Linked DNA regions of Homo sapiens: region 2 is linked to region 1. Evidence: chromatin loops called from intact Hi-C (ENCODE). Cell type or tissue: gastrocnemius medialis. All regions are shown on one strand. Links, peaks and the distances in the headings refer to the core of each region. The heading gives the core; the rest is flanking DNA.

Region 1 (8,091 bases), core at 1,073-6,072:
TAATACCACAACAACAAAACCAACAACAACAAAATCCCCAATGCCTTTAGTCTTAAATATTTTCTAGGTTTCCAGTCAGCTATACATAGTCTCCAAAAAGAAGGCTGTCATCATTTTCACTGAGCTTTTTCAGGATTAAAGGTTTTCTCCCAAAATGCTCTATTTTGTTATGGTGCAAAAGTGAATTTCATTAAACAGTTATGTTGACAAAATGAATTCTATTTAGTGCTTTCCTATTTAATTGCTTATATAAAAAATAATAACACATTTGGCAATGTGCATTCTTATGCCAGTCAGCATTGTTATGTATGACAGAAATCTTTTTTAAAGCTTCCCTGTTGGTTTTTTTTTTTAAGTTCCTTTCCAGTGATGAAATAATTGTGCTGCTGGATTTGAGCAGAATCATAATTGACTGGAGAGTTTGAAGTGTTGTTGAACTGATGGCTTCAATACATATTTAAATCCAAAGACAAATCCAATCAGCTGTACATCAGCCTCCTAATAACCACTATTAATGCCAGTGGAGTATAACAAAATCATTTCTAAGATCTAAGTTTTTGAAGCACTTAGAATAATTAAGTTTATTTTTTTAAAGTAAGACAAAAAAAGTTACTGTTGCCACTGTGAAAGTACATTTCTTTTGTGTTATTTATATGCACATAGACTTAGTTCTACCTAAAATTAAAACAAAAAGCAGAGATCATTAAAATCATGTTGTGAAATGGAATTATAAAATGTAACCTAACGTTATTTAGCTGTATTACTTTCAAAACTTAATTCTGAAAGTTCCTCAACATTTGTAACATACTCATCCAAATCCCAACTCCAGCCTACACCTAAAAGATAACTTTAGACCTATATAAAGACACTCATAATTTCATTTTGAAGAACTTTTAAACATATTTGTTCTGATTGGGTCTTATTTTCTTCATTCGAATGGAAAACTGTCAAATGAAAGATAGAAAGCAAAACAGCAGAGATGCTCCCCTTTTATCTGCAGTCGGAGAATAAAGTCTAAGAAGGGCTAATTCAAACGTGAAAAGCATTATGAGATGGGGGCAAATGCAGCCCTTTGTAAACTGTGCTTTAAAAAAAATGGTGGAGGTGTTGTGAAATATTTCTGACTTTTTCTAACTAGTGTTATATTTAGGAGTGGAGAGGGACAGAAATCCTTTTCCTTATTTTACAAATGGACAATCATTGCTAGTATTCTAGCTATTCCTTTTGCAACTAACTGCAAGCACAAATTAGTTTTTTTGTTTGTTTGTTTGTTTGAGATGGAGTCTCGCTCTGTTGCCCAGGCTGGAGTGCAGTGGCATGATCTCGGCTCACTGCAACCTCCGCCTCCTGGGTTCAAGTGATTCTCCAGCCTCAGTCCCCCAAGTAGTTGGGACTACAGGTGTGTGCCACCACACCTGGCTAATTTTTGTATTTCTAGTAGAAACAGGGTTTTGCCATGTTGGCCAGGTTGGTCTTGAACTCCTGACCTCAGGTGATCCACCCACCTCAGCCTCCCAAAGTAGTTGGGATTACAGGCGTGAGCCACCACGCCCAGCCACAAATTAGTTTTTATGTTCTAGCCCCTTTCCTTTTTTTCCTAGATAGGAATCTGAAAAAATATTCTGAAAAAGCCCTATAGTTATAAAAATAACAGAATTGGCTGTAACTTCTTATGTCTATCTAAGTCACAGACATACAAGTTTATACATTAAACTTCAATTTGTATTATTCACTCTTTATTCTTCCTGTTTTAATGATTTGGAAGGATAGGTAAGGGCCTATGTATCATTTTTCTTCTGTAAATCCTGTGAAGATACCTTTTCCAAAAGGTTGCTGTATGATCACACCAACACTGCAAGAAGTGAACCCCTGGGCATGAAATTATATTCTTTAACATTTGGTATCTGCAAGATGCCACAAATTCTAGGATTAAACAAGAATTATATTTAGTTGTCTAGTAAGAAATGGGATTTTGTGTTCCCTGACTAGATACTATATTATACCTTTCATAATTTGAAGTTCCTTTTTTTTTTGAGACGGAGTCTCACTCTGTCACCTGGGCTGGAGTGCAATGGCCCGATCTCAGCTCACTGCAACCTCCACCTCCCGGGTTCAAGAGATTCTCCTGCCTCAGCTTCACGAGTAGTTGGGACTACAGGCGCACACCACCATGCCTGGCTGTTTTGTATTTTTGGTAGAGACAGTGTTTCACCATGTTGGCCAGGCTGGTTTCAAACTCCTGACCTCATGATTCACCCGCCTCGGCCTCCCAAAGTGCTGGGATTACAGGTGTGAGCCACCGTGCCCAGCCGAAGTTCTCTTTTTTTTCAACTAAGCTAAAATTTTTTGTTTTAAAATGTTTTGTTTTTATAGTTATGTGGATAGTAATCTAAAATCACTTGAATTATTGATAGGGTTCCTCCCATGCCAACACTTCCCTTAAGCATAGCTAGTTTCTAGGTGGCAAAGTAATCTATATTATTGTCTTAGAATTTTACCATTCATCCCAAGACTTCTAGTTTAGAGGGCCATGTTATCAAGACAAAAAGTTAACATCTGCAACTTTTATGTATAATCCTAGGGATTGGGTTTCTTTGAAACACACTGAGCTTTGGGAACTGATGTATACCTTGGAATAGAAGACGTTTTTTAAAGGAATTCATTGTGACTTTGCTAGACAAGCTGAAGTTGAATACAGTACAGTTCACTTGAATGATAAACATTTATTGAGCATCTACTGTATTACTGGCACTGAGAAAATATGTGTCATGCAAAACTGAATATCCCACTATCATGTTAAAGAGGTAATCATTTACAGACAGTCAAAAGATTTCAGAAGAAAACAAATGTGTTTATAGAATGTGAACTCAGAATTAACTGGAGACCAGATTATATTCTTTAACATGATTTTCAAATTTGGTTTTGAAATGCTTTAGAGCATTTTTTATTATTTCCAAGGGATATTCTAGTTATGGAATTTTGGAAAGTCTAAAACTATTTTAAGCATTTTATGTAGACTGATCCTGGACTAGATATGGGTGTCCCTACTCAACAGGTGTGATTTTAGATGTCCAGGTGGATTTTTACCTTATTCAGGGCCAAAAAGTATCCCTTAATATGTCACAGTGACTAAAATGTTATCACTGAAGTGTTATTCCTTTGGATCTTGTGAGTTTTTTTTTTTTAATCTTTGATATTTCCTCATTGTAAGACAAGGACCAATATCACTGATAGTTATTCTGAATACAGGCCTTATCCCTTTAAACAGAAATATACAAACACCTCTTAAAGAAAAAAGGCAACCTATTTTAAGCAGTATTGTCCTGAGTTTCTGGTTCTTTGATAAACCTTCCTTTTAAAAACTCAGGTTGGACCAGCCTGGGCAACATGGTGAAACCCTGTCTCTACAATAAATACAAAAATTAGCCAGGCATGATGGCACACTCCTGTAGTTCCAGCTACTTGGGGGGCTGAGGCAGGAGAACCACTTGAGCCCAGGGAGCTCGGGGCTGCAGTGAGCTGAGATTGCATCAGTGCACTCCAGCCTGGGTGACAGTAAGACCTTATCTCAAAAAAAAAAAAAAAAAAAATTAGGTTGGAAAAAAATCACAGTCCTAGAAAGGAAAAGAAAAGCAAAGCTGAAAATGGGAAAATATCAGTGGAAAATTTAGATGAGCTTACTCATTGCCTGATTGTGGGTTTTTCTATGTCAAATAATACACATTATTACTGTCTCTTCCTTTCATCATTCCCATCGGTGACAATAGCAAGCCAACGATGGTTTGCCTGAAGTCTCCTGGTGTTTATCAGATCTTGTTTTCTTTCTACTCCCCACCTCACCCTGCCCTCACATTAGGAAAGCCTGTAAGTAGACTCACCGTGCCACCATGTGGCTAAAGCTCGCATATTCTTTAGAGTCAGTACAGGGTAATAATGGGCAGTTTGATTCTCCTCCTGCTGCCACCTGGAAGTACAACACGTTGCCACTCTGCTTCATTCACGTAATGTGAATCTCCATACAGAAATAGCCCTGTTGCATATCTCTGTGGCATTAGGACCTCTCCAGAATGCATATCTCTTCACTCTGACAGAAAATAAGTGCCAGACTTGGGGGTTATGATATCACCAGGAAAAAGTAGAGAGTGAGGTATGTGGTCTCTGTACTCTTCCCCAGTTGATTAACATGAGTATTCCTCTGATCCCAAATTTCTTGGTTTTGGCATCTGATGGGAGGACTGCCCCAGTGACCAAGCTTTTGGATCCATTCATTCCCAACCTTGATCAGGCTGGAAAAACTTTCAGTCTTTCTCATTAGAAGCATATAAACTGTTCTTGACTTCATGACTTCCTTAGGCCCTGCAAACAGATCAATCTTGAGAGAGTGCTCATCTGAATCCCCACAACCTACTGTTTTCTCGTTCATCTTTTGGTTCTATCTTTCCTAACAATTGCTGTGATAATTCCTTCCTTTCTTTTTTTCCCCTACCAATATTCTGTGGTGAATCCTGAAATTTCTTTCTCTGCCTTCCCCACCTGCCCTGACTGTTGTGAGGATGGTTTTTCTGTGGGAGGTAAAAATTTGTGAAGTAAATATTCAGAGATATGTGGCATATATCTAGAGAACATATATCCTGAATTTTTCTAAGATCATTTATTTCAGACATTTTATATAAACATTTGATAGTTCACATGTATTAGAAACCATGTCCTGATTTGTGACTTAGGAAACAGGAGTATATTATAACCCTATCCTTTATTGTTGTTTTATGATATGGTTGCAGGCAGAAACCATCCTGTATCAAGTTTTTCAACAGTAGAAGCTTTTTCACCATGTCCTAAGTTCAGTATGGGTTGTCCCGGATAAACTCCAGATTTGGCATACTGACTTGATTAACTGTATTACCTTTAGGGATAAGGGTTTTCCTAATGTTAGTATGTGTTTGTGTCCTCCCTCTGCACCAAAAGCAAACCCTCATCCAAAGCTGATGTCAAACTTTGCCATATCAGTGGCAGGCTGTGTGATATTAGCATAAAACCAAAATAACACTGCAATGAATTGATACTTATAGAGCATAAAACCAGGCCAACTTAAATGTTAAGCAGAGATTCACAGGGTGGGAGAGGGGCAAGAACCCTGGACAAAACTAAACATTTGAATACCACTCTGTCCTCAGCAGTGTGCCCAGAGCTCTCATGGATGTTTAATTCTCACAATGACCCTGTGAGATTGTAAGTGGTAGACTGCGCTTTCGAGATGATGAAGCAGAGTTCAGATAGAGTAACTGGTCTTTCTCAGGTCGAAAGAAAGATACTTTATTAAGCTGAGATCTGAGATGTTGTCTCAGTAACAGTAGTAACAGTCTACTTGGTACCAGTGTACTCTGTCTGATTTAATTCATTGTTCATACCATCTATTTGAAAATATTCTTAACTTCCCAACATATCTGATGCAGAGCAGAAGCTTATGAGCACATTTCTTCCACTTGAAGTGTGTGAATTGCCCTTGAACCAACTTGACAATTGTGGTAAACCTAGAAAGTCCTCCTCAAGTTTAATCTTCCTTTCTTTCAGAAGTCAAGACCTCTTTGATATCTTAAGGTGCCCTATGCCTCTTGCCTATCTGTTTTGTCCTTATTTCCAAAGAGAAGAAATATGGATTATAGATTCGCAGTTTAGAATCTGTAGAGACGAATGTGTTATTTTCCTCTGGAATCCTCATTTCTACTCTATCTCGTTTGGCTCTCCAGTATCTCAGACTCACATGTTGCCTTAGCTGGCTTTGAAATGTATTATAATTAAATGATATAAATAGGGCCCTAAGGTGAACCCATGAAGAAGGAGTCATCATGGGTTTCCTCTCTGGTGAACTAAAGACCCTTTCACATCTTTGTAAAGAATTGGGAGCAGGCCAAGCACGGTGGCTCACGCCTGTAATCCCAGCACTTTGGGAGGCCAAGGCAGGTGGATTACCTGATGTCAGGAGTTCAAGACCAGCCTGGCCAATATGGCAAAACCCCATCTCTACTAAAAATATAAAAATGAGTTGGGCGTGGTGACTGCACTCCTATAATCCCAGCTACTTGGGAGGCGGAGGCAGGAGAATCGCTTGAACCCTGGAGGCGGAGGTTGCAGTGAGCCGAGATCGTGTCACTGCACTCCAGCCTGAGCGATAGAGCGAGATTCCATCTCAAAAAAAGAAAAAGAAAAAAGAAAAAAGAATCAGGAGCAAATCCAAGGAACCATAATTGAAGCTTATATTCAGATTCAGAGATGTAGTCATCACAATCCAAAGGAATCCATGGGGATGCTATGCTCCATATTGCTGCAGTATTCTAGTTTGCCCCTCCAGTCTGTGGCACAGTGACGCTCATCACAAGAGCCAGCATGTGGATTAGACTCATTGTGTTGCTGCTACCATGGAAGTTGTTCATGAGACAACTTAAGTTGTCTTAGGATCACAGAGCATCTTGTCCAAAGTATGGTATACCCTTGAACCATAGCTATTAGACCGCCATCTTCCCACCATGACCAGACAGACCAATGAGCACTGTCTGGATGGGAAAGAAAATAAAAAGTAGTTTGGAAAGTCTCGACTTCCTCGTGAACTATATACCTATTTTCACCTCTGTGTGAACTCTGGATTCCTTCGCCTCTATGCCCTGCTCTGCTACCCTCATTTTCCTCAGGTTAAATGTTAAGAACATCCTCCTGGGAGCTACTTTGTCTCTGCCCTCTGCAGAGGATGGTTTCAAATGAGGACTAGAAATTCTGTTTAGTACTTAAATGAGTTCATTTAAGTATGCTTAATAAAGTATGCTGAATGAAGACTCACTGGTTGAGCAAAAGACCAAATATGAACAGCAGTTGTTTGACTATTGTTTACTTCCCTTCAAGGGTGGTCATAGTATTAGACTTTCTGTAGTTAAAATACAGATGAGGCCGGGCACGGTGGCTCACACCTGTAATCTCAGCACTTTGGGAGGCCGAGGCAGGCGGATCATGAGGTCAGGAGATCGAGACCATCCTGACTAACACGGTGAAACCCAGTCTCTACTAAAAATACAAAAAATTAGCCAGGCGTGGTGGCGGGCGCCTGTAGTCCCAGCTGCTCGGGAGGCTGAGGCAGAAGAATGGTGTGAACCCAGGAGGCAGAGCTTGCAGTGAGCCAAGATTGCACCACTGCACTCCAGCCTGGGCAACAGAGTGAGACTCCGTCTCAAAAATAAGTAAATAAATAAATAAATAATAAAATACAGATGAGGGTAGAGAGGGAGATGGGAAATTTTCATACTCTTCTCCCAAAAACCTCTTCTTAAGTCACCTTGGTTTCTTCTAGCTTCTCAACAAATTGCCCTTCACTTAAGTGAGACCTAATCAACTCAAATGTCTGCAGACTTTTTGGTGGCCAAAAAAGCAACTACATATAAGTTCATAAATGGAAATTATTTATTTATAATTGGTTGTCATAAGAGCATAAGCAGATGAGGGTTTCTGTTTCCTATCAAAAGTACTTAACTGCCAGCAACATCAGTCACGATCTAATCCTTGGAATGTGCAGATGATTTCAAGCAGATAGATTCACAAAGTAATGGAATGTTTGTGCTTCTCTGGCATCAGGAGATCCTGAAGATTTTTTTTTTTTTTTTTTTTTGAGACAGAGTCTTGCTCTTTCGCCTGTGCTGGAGTGCAGTGGCGTGATCTCGGCTCACTGCAAGGTCCAGCTCCCAGGTTCATGCCATTCTCTTCCCTCAGCCTCCCGGCGTCTGCCACCACGCCCGGCTAATTTTTTGTATTTTAGTAGAGACGGGGTTTCACCGTGTTAGCCAGGATGGTCTCCATCTCCTGACCTCAAGATCCGCCCACCTTGGCCTCCCAAAGTGCTGGGATTATAGCCGTGAGCCACCGTGCCCGGCGATCCTGAAGATTTTTTGGAGACCACTGTGGTGTAGAAAAATCTGTGGTTACAGTAACTCTCCTGCTTAGCTGGAGTTTCAAGCTTACCACTCATGTGCCTTCTTTCTAAATCAGGCACTTTATTGAGTCCTTCCTATCGTGGAAGACAAGTGCCATTCAATTCCTTGCCAGCATTCT
Region 2 (8,091 bases), core at 1,826-6,825, 350 kb before region 1:
TTGCCGCAGACTACTGGATAAAATCTACCTTTTAACAAGATCTCCAGGTGAGTCAAACATACAGTAAAGTTTGAGGAGCACTTCCAGGTACATCTCAATAATTTTATTTTATTTATTTATTTATTTTTTAGACGGAGTCTCGCTGTGTCACCCAGGCTGGAGTGCAGTGGCGCCATCTTGGCCTGCGCCCAGCCTATTTTTAAACATTTTAAAACATGTCTTTGATGCCAGGCACAGTGGCTCATGCCTGTAATCCCAGCACTTTGGGAGGCTGAGGTGGGCGGATCACCTGAGGTTGGGAGTTTGAAACCAGCCTGACCAAAGTGGAGAAATCCCATCTCTACTAAAAATGCAAAATTAGCTGGGCATGGTGGTGCATGTCTGTAATCCCAGCTACTCGGGAGGCTGAGGCAGGAGAATCGCTTAAACCTGGGTGGCGGAGGTTGTGGTGAGCCCAGATCCCACCATTGCACTCCAGACTGGGCAACAAAAGCGAAATTCTGTCTCAAAAACAACAACAACAAAAACATGTCTTTGGTACGTATCTGCATCTATTTCTGTAACAGGTGAAATTGCAAAGTCATAGGATACATGTGTGTGAGCAACTTTAGCAGATACAACTAAACAGTTTTCCAAAGTGACTATGCGAATTTACACTCTCACAGCAGGGTATGAGAGTTTCAGCTGTTTACCATCACTTGGTATTGTTAGTCTTTTTATTTTTATTTATTATTTATTTATTTATATTTATTTATTTATTTATTTTTGAGACGCAGTCTTGCTCTGTCCCCCAGGCTGGAGTGCAGTGGCGCAATCTCAGCTCACTGCAAGCTCTGCCTCGTGAGTTCATGCCATTCTCCTGCCTCAGCCTCCCGAGTAGCTGGGACTACAGGCGCCCACCACCACGCCCGGCTAATTTTTTGTATTTTCAGTAGAGACGGGATTTCACCATGTTAGCCAGGATGGTCTCGATCTCCTGACCTCGTGATCCGCCTGCCTCAGCCTCCCAAAGTGCTGGGATTACAGGCGTGAGCCACTGCACCTGGCCAGTATTTTTATTTTTTATTTTCTTTATTTTTTGGAGTCAAGCATGGTTGTAGAGGGAGACAATATTAATCAGCTTAACAACCCACAACTCTTGGACCAACTGTTAGTCTTTTAAATTTTGGCCATTCTCATGGGTGTAGTAGGTATATACACTGTGGTTTTAATTAGCATTTCTTTGCATATAATGAGCTTAAGAAACTTTTCATGTGTATTGACTTTTCAGTGTTCCCTTTTGTGAAGTCTTTCACCAATTTTTTTTTGAGACAGGGTCTCTTTCTGTCACCCAGGCTAGAGTGCAGTGATGCAGTCATAGCTCACTGCAGCCTCAAAATCCTGGGCTAAAACAATCCTCCCACCTCAGCCTTCCAAGTAGCTAGGACTACAGGTGTGTGCCATCATGCCCAGCTTATTTTATTTTATTTTTTGAGATGGAGTTTCACTCTTACTGCCCAGGCTGGAGTGCAATGGCACGATCTCGGCTCACTGCAACCTCCGTCTCCCGGGTTCAAGCGATTCTCCTGCCTCAAACTCCCGAATACCTGGGATTATAGGCATGCGCCACCACCCCCGGTGAACTTTGTATTTTCAGTAGAGATGAGGTTTCTCCATGTTGGTCAGGCTGGTCTCGAACTCCTGACCTCAGGTGATCCGCCCACCTCGGCCTCCCAAAGTGCTAGGATTACAGGCATGAGCCACTGCACCCGGCCTTTTTCTTTTCTTTTCTTTTCTTTTTTTTTTTTTTTGAGACAGAGTCTTGCTCTGTCGCCCAGGCTGGGGTGCAGTGGTGCCATTTCGGCTCACTGCAACCTCCGCCTCCCGGGTTCAAATGATTCTCCTGCCTCAGCGTCCCGAGGCAATCTCTGTAGGTAAATTATATAATCTTCCAAAGGCCCTCTTACAACTTGCAGAGAGGAAATCAAGGAGTTGCTAGCAATATGAGAAAAGTTAACACCTTGTCAACTTTTCGTATTTTTAGTAAAGATGGGGTTTCACCATGTTGGTCAGGCTGGCCTTGAACTCCTGACCTCAGATGATCCACCCGCCTCAGCCCCGCAAAGTGCTGGGATTACAGGCGTGAGCCACTGTGCCCAACCATGCCCAGCTGATTTTTTAATTTTTTTGTAGAGACAGGGGTCTTGCTATGTTGCCCAGTCTAATTTTGAACTCCTGGTCTCAAGTGATTTTGCTTGGCCTCCCAAAACGCTGGGATTACAGGCATGAGGCACTGTGCCTGGCCTCTCAGCCATTTTTTAATTGTGTTGTCAATCCTTAGTGATTTGTAGGAGTCCCATATATTTTGGGTCTGAGCTCTTTTGTTATTTTTATTATTTATCACTCTTTGGCTTGTCTTTTCACTCTTAATGGTATATATTGTACATCTTTTCTAGTTTGTTTTCAGTGAGAGGTTTCAGCACCATCTAGTCAACCACTGCCAGAGCAGAACTTGGTCTCCTATTTTAATGACTAAATTTTATTCCAGGCTGGGCATGGTGGCTCACGCCTGTAATCACAGCACTTTGGGAGGCTGAGGCAGGCAGATCACCTGAGGTCAGGAGTTCGAGACCAGCCTGACCACAATGGTGAAACCCCATTTCTACTTTTAAAAATACAAAATTTAGCCGGGCGTGATAGTGGGCTCCTGTGATCCCAGCTACTTAGGAGGCTGAGGCAGGAGAATCACTTGAACCGGGAAGCAAAAGATTGCAGTGAGCTTAGATTGCACCACTGCATTCCAGCCTGGGCAACAGAGGGAGACTTCATCTCAAAAAAAAAAAAAAAAAAAAAATTCCAATAATGCCTGCATTATGATGAAGACTGACCCATTGTCATTGGGAATTAGTTTGAGAAGCTTTTTAAGAAGATAATGAGCTGAGAAAGAATCAGATCCCGGCAAGGTAAGTTTTAATAAACGAAAAGATGGAGGGAAAAGCAAGATCTGGGTGGGCACCTGAGGCCTTCCAGGGCCCTGTGCCCTCAGGCAAATATTGGCATTCATGAGAAGAACCAGAATTAAACAAGGATATACGCAAGAAAGCAGCCAGGAAACATATATGATACCAAAAGCAGGTGGAAACCACTTCACAGTTTGGCCCAGGGACAAGTCTGATGGTGTGTGTATTTGCATGTCTCTTTGCTCAGCACATTTCTGCCTCATCATAGGGAGAGTTGCACAGAAAGCAATTTGGATTTGGGTTTAGATTTCTCATATTGCTAGCAACTCCTTGATTTCCTCTCTGCAAGTTGTAAAAGGGCCTTTGGAAGATTGTATAATTTACCTACAGAGATTGTTCTTTTTACTTTATGGCAGTCTTATAGAAGGAATGATTGTTCCAGTATTCATAACTGACTTAGAGTTTCTTCTAACTTATTGGTTTTTAACCCTAATTGCATATGAAAGTTGGCTACAGATCTTTTTTTTCCTGCTTCCTATCGCCCAGCTACAGATCATATATATATATATATATATATATATATATATATACACACACACACACACACATATATACACACATATATATACATATATACACATATATATACACATATATACATATATACACATATATACACACACACATATATATACACACACACATATATACACACACACACACACATATATATATATAAAATATATATCTACACTAACTGAGTTGGTGGGGATGGGGTAGAGAGGACTGGATATTGGATTGTTTGCAAGTCCTCCTCGTGATCCTTATGTGTGTTTAAGGCCAGAGAACCACTGCTGACATTGCAAAGATAAGGTTGTCCACAAGATGGAGATAAAGCACTTCTCAGTGAAAAATGCTCCACACACTCAAAACCCATTCTCTGGCTTTATGTCTACACCAACTCCAATTTATGGTTTCTTCTTTTAATTTTTTTTTTTAGACGGAGTCTTATTCTGTCACCCAGGCTGGAGTGCAATGGCGTGGTCTCGGCTCACTGCAACCTCCTCCTCCTGGGTTCAAGCGATTCTCCTGCCTCAGACTCCCAAGTAGCTGGGACTACAGGTGCCTGCCACCACACCCAGCTAATTTTTGTATTTTTAGTAGAGACGGGTTTTCACTATGTTGGCCAGGCTGGTCTCAAACTCCTGACCTCGTGATCCGCCCACCTCGGTCTCCCAAAGTGCTGGGATTACAGGCGTGAGCCACTGTGCCCAGCCCTTAATTTTTTTTTTTTTTTTTAGAGACAAGATCTTTTTCTGTCTCCCAGGATGGAGTGCAGTGGTTCCATCATAGCTCACTGCAGCCTGGAACTCCTGGGCTCAAGTGATCCTCCAGGCTCAGCTTCTCGAGTAGCTAGGACTATAGGTGCTCACCACCTTGCCTAATTTTTTATTTTTTGTAGAGGCGGGGTCTCACTATGTTGCCCAGGCTGGTTTTGAACTCCTGTCCTCAAGCCATCCTCCCATCCTGGCCTCCCAAATTGCTGGGATTATAGGCATGAGCCATGGAACCTGGCTGACTCCAATTTATGTAATGTGCCAAGCGGGGACAAACGTGGGAAGATAGGTAACATTACCTTTGGTGCTGTTGCTTGCCAGTCAAAGAAATTTTTGCCACCTCAGAGGAAAAGACCAGGAACTAACTTTAAAAATGACAGCCAGGGCTGGATATGGTGGCTCATGCCTGAAATCCCAGCACTTTGGGAGACTGAAACAGAAGGCTCGCTCGAGCCCAGGAGTCCAAGACCAGCCTGGACGACATAGGGAGACCTCATTTCTATAAAAAATAAAAATAAAAAAATTAGCCAGGCATGATGGCTCTTACCTGTAGTCCCAGCTACTCTGGAGGCTGAGGTGGGAGGATCACTTGAGCCCAGGAGGTCAAGGCTGCAGTGAGCCATGATCATGTCACTGCACTCCAGCCTGGGCGACAGGCAGACGGAGATCCTGTTTCTAAATAAATAAATAAATAAAATAATAAAGTAAAATAAAAATGACAGCCAGGTGTGGTGGCTCATGCCTGTAATACCAGCAACTCAAGAGGCTGAGGCAGGAAGACTGCTTGAGCCCAGGAATTTGAGGTTGCTGTGAGCTATAATTGTGCCTCTGTACTCCAGACTGGGCAACAGAGCAATACCCCATCTCATAAAAAAAAAAAAAAAAGAAAGAAAGAAAAATGACACATGGCTAAAAATATCTCTTATTTGGCTGGGCGTGGTGGCTCACACCTGTAATCCTAGCACTTTGGGAGGCCGAGGTGGGCAGATCACTTGAGGTCAGGAGTTCAAAACCAGCTTGGCCATCATCGTGAAACCCCATCTCTACTAAAAATACAAAAATTATCTGGGCGTGGTGGTGCGTGCCGGTAATCCCAGCTACTTGAGAGGCTGAGGCAGGAAAATCGCTTGAACCCGGGAGGCAGAGGTTGCAGTGAGCTGAGATTGTGCCACCGCACTCCAGCCTGGGTGACCGAGCGAGACTCCATCTCAAAAAAGAAAAAAAAAAAACTCTTATTCACCCAATTACCTGAATTAGAATCTAGAAATATTTTCAATCCTTTTCCTAGTTCACTTTGATAAAATAGACCATATAAACTGACACCAAAACTGAAAATAAGAAAGGAGTGTAATATTGTTCATATTTTATGGAGTGGAAATTTTTGAAATGAGATCATTCTGTAAATTATGTAGATAGAAATCAACATCTGCACAAGTAAATTAGCGTAAGATGTGTTGCTCACAGGATTTTAGGAAATATGCAGATGCAATAATGTGATTTCTATTTTTTTCTTAAGTCTGAAGTACTTGATTGGTAGCTCCCAATCATTTCTCCCATCTCACTTGTCTAGCTCTGTCACAGAAGCTGTAAAAGCTACAAACTCCGTCTCTCTGTTCCCTTGTAGGGAGAGATGGTCAATGAGATCTAAGTGAAATCACTAAGGAGGGCTTCCCTTCCTGAATAAAATGACAATACCTCAGTACAAGAAGTGTCTTTTTCCCTTGTCCCTCCACCCCCGAATTCTTGCTACCATCTTCCTGGGGACATGAAACTTAGAAGTGGAGCAGCCACCACTGGCCATGAGATGACAAGTGTGAGGACAAAAGCCACTGTAACTAAGAAGGACAGAATGGACAGGTGAGAGCAGCCCGGATCCCTCCCTGATGGCGACTATGGGCAGCTTTTATGCTGATCAGCCTCCCGAGTAGCTGGGACTACAGGGGACTGCCTATCCCTGCACTTGCTATGAGGGGAAAAGCCACTGTTGATCAGGCTTCCTGTTGTTCTCCGATGTTGTTAGGGCAGGAACACTTGGCAGATTTCCTGGTATTTACAATTAGACACTTAATAAATGGAGGAATTTATCCCTTACTGAACATCACTGAGAAGTTGCTATGTTGGCATATAGAACATAAATATATTTACTTATTTATTTTTATTTATTTTTGCGGGAGACCGGAGTTTTATTACTCAAACCAGTCTCCCATAAATATATTTATAATGTTGATTTTAGACATTATCCTTTCTAAAGAGACCCTGTGGGCTTTAGACAAAGCTAAGACTTGAGAAGCTCAAGTTCCTTTGTTGTTGTTGTTATTTCTAAAAAGTATGTATTAAATGCCTAATTGTAAATACCAAGAAATCTGCCAAGTGTTCCTGCCCTAACAACATTTTCTGAGCCAAAATGCACAGTTTGGGTTTGGCATGGTCGCTCACACCTGTAATTCCAGCACTTTGGGAGGCCAAGGTGGGAAGCCAGGAGTTCAAAACCAGCCTGGGCAGCATAGTGAGACCCTGATTCTATATAAAACAAAGAAAAAGAAAACAAAATGCATAGTTTGACATATCAAATGAATATTTTCAACAGAACTGTGCTAGATAATCCAGACTGTCCATGGCTCTACCTGACACAGCCTATGATTTCTTCAGGGTAAGCACCAGATCAGGACACATACATCACTGCTATGGCCGAACACACAGACAATGACACAGAAACAATAAACCAAATAGCAACAGACAACAAGGTGTTTGCATCAAGATAAGCCTAATTTGGGTAAGGCATGGTGGTTCACACCTGTAATCCCAGCACTTTGGAAGGCTGAGGTAGTCAGATGGTTTGAGCCCAGAAGGTCAAGACCAGCCTGGGCAACATGGCAAGGCCCTGTCTGTACAAAAAATATAAACATTAGCCGGGCATGGTGGCACGTGTCTGTTGTCCCAGCTACTTGAGAGGCTGAGATGGGAGGATTGATTCAGTCTGGTAAGTCAAGGCTGCAGTGAGCCATGATCTTGCCACTGCACTCCAGCCTGGGCGACAGAGTGAGAACTGGTTTCAAAAATAAATAAATAGGCCGGGCGTGGTGGCTCATGTCTATAATCCCAGCACTTTGGGAGGCTGAGGAGGGCAGATTACGAGGTCAGGCATTCCAGACCAGCCTGGCCAACATGGTAAAACCCCGTCTCTACTAAAAATACAAAAATTAGCCAGGTGTGGTGGTGCGTGCCTGTAATCCCAGCTACTCAGGAGGCTGAGGCAGGAGAATCACTTGAACCCAGGAGGTGGAGGTTGCAGTGAGCCGAGATCGTGCCACTGCACTCCAGCCTGGGTGACAGAGCGAGACTTCATCTCAAAAAAGAAAGAAAGATGAAAGAAAAAGAGAAAAGAAAGAAGGAAGGAAGGGAGGGAGGGAAGAAAGGGAGGGAAGGGAAGGAAGGGAAGGAGAGGAAGGAAGGGGAGGAAGGAAGGGAAGGAAAGGAAAGGAAGGAAAGGAAGAAAGGAAAAAGAGGAAAGAAAGGAAAGAGACCTAAGTTGATTTTAAGAGTAAACAACAAGGCATCTAATTGGAAAAAGAACTGGGAACGAGTAAGAGTTCCACATTTTGATTCAGCAGAGTGGTAATTTGCTATTCAGGGGTCAGAATATTCAGGATAGTTGCTATTCTGTGGTCTGCAGCAAAAGGATTTAATGGAAGAGGATTTCCGTGAATTCACTGGCTGTTTAAGGAATTGGAGAAAACTGAGTTGGCAAATGGAGAAAAGATATTATAGGCACATGATGTCACCTTGGAAAAGGTCATGAAGGCAAAGGCAGGCCC

What was found. A loop is a pair of places that touch in the nucleus more often than their neighbours do. Peaks named below come from ENCODE experiments on the same cell type or tissue, not always from the same donor. Only the 100,000 strongest peaks of a DNase experiment are listed, where the experiment ranks them.
Region 2: a loop joins it to region 1, with 10 times the contacts of the local background. A loop is called at or near these places in 99 of 110 quality-filtered maps.

What each region holds. Positions count from the first base shown.
Region 1 is chr10:92,083,725-92,091,815 of GRCh38, reverse strand. All of the region lies in intron 8 of CPEB3 (cytoplasmic polyadenylation element binding protein 3), which reads left to right. Among named protein-coding and RNA genes, the nearest start is that of BTAF1, 160 kb to the right of the region's middle. In gastrocnemius medialis, for the core only: a CTCF peak has its summit at 3,884 (motif pointing left); a DNase peak (open chromatin) is centred at 3,895; H3K27ac peaks cover 1,174 bases.
Region 2 is chr10:92,430,930-92,439,020 of GRCh38, reverse strand. No RefSeq gene overlaps it. Among named protein-coding and RNA genes, the nearest start is that of IDE, 140 kb to the left of the region's middle. In gastrocnemius medialis, for the core only: a CTCF peak has its summit at 3,830 (motif pointing right); no DNase peak of the experiment used is centred there; H3K27ac peaks cover 1,064 bases.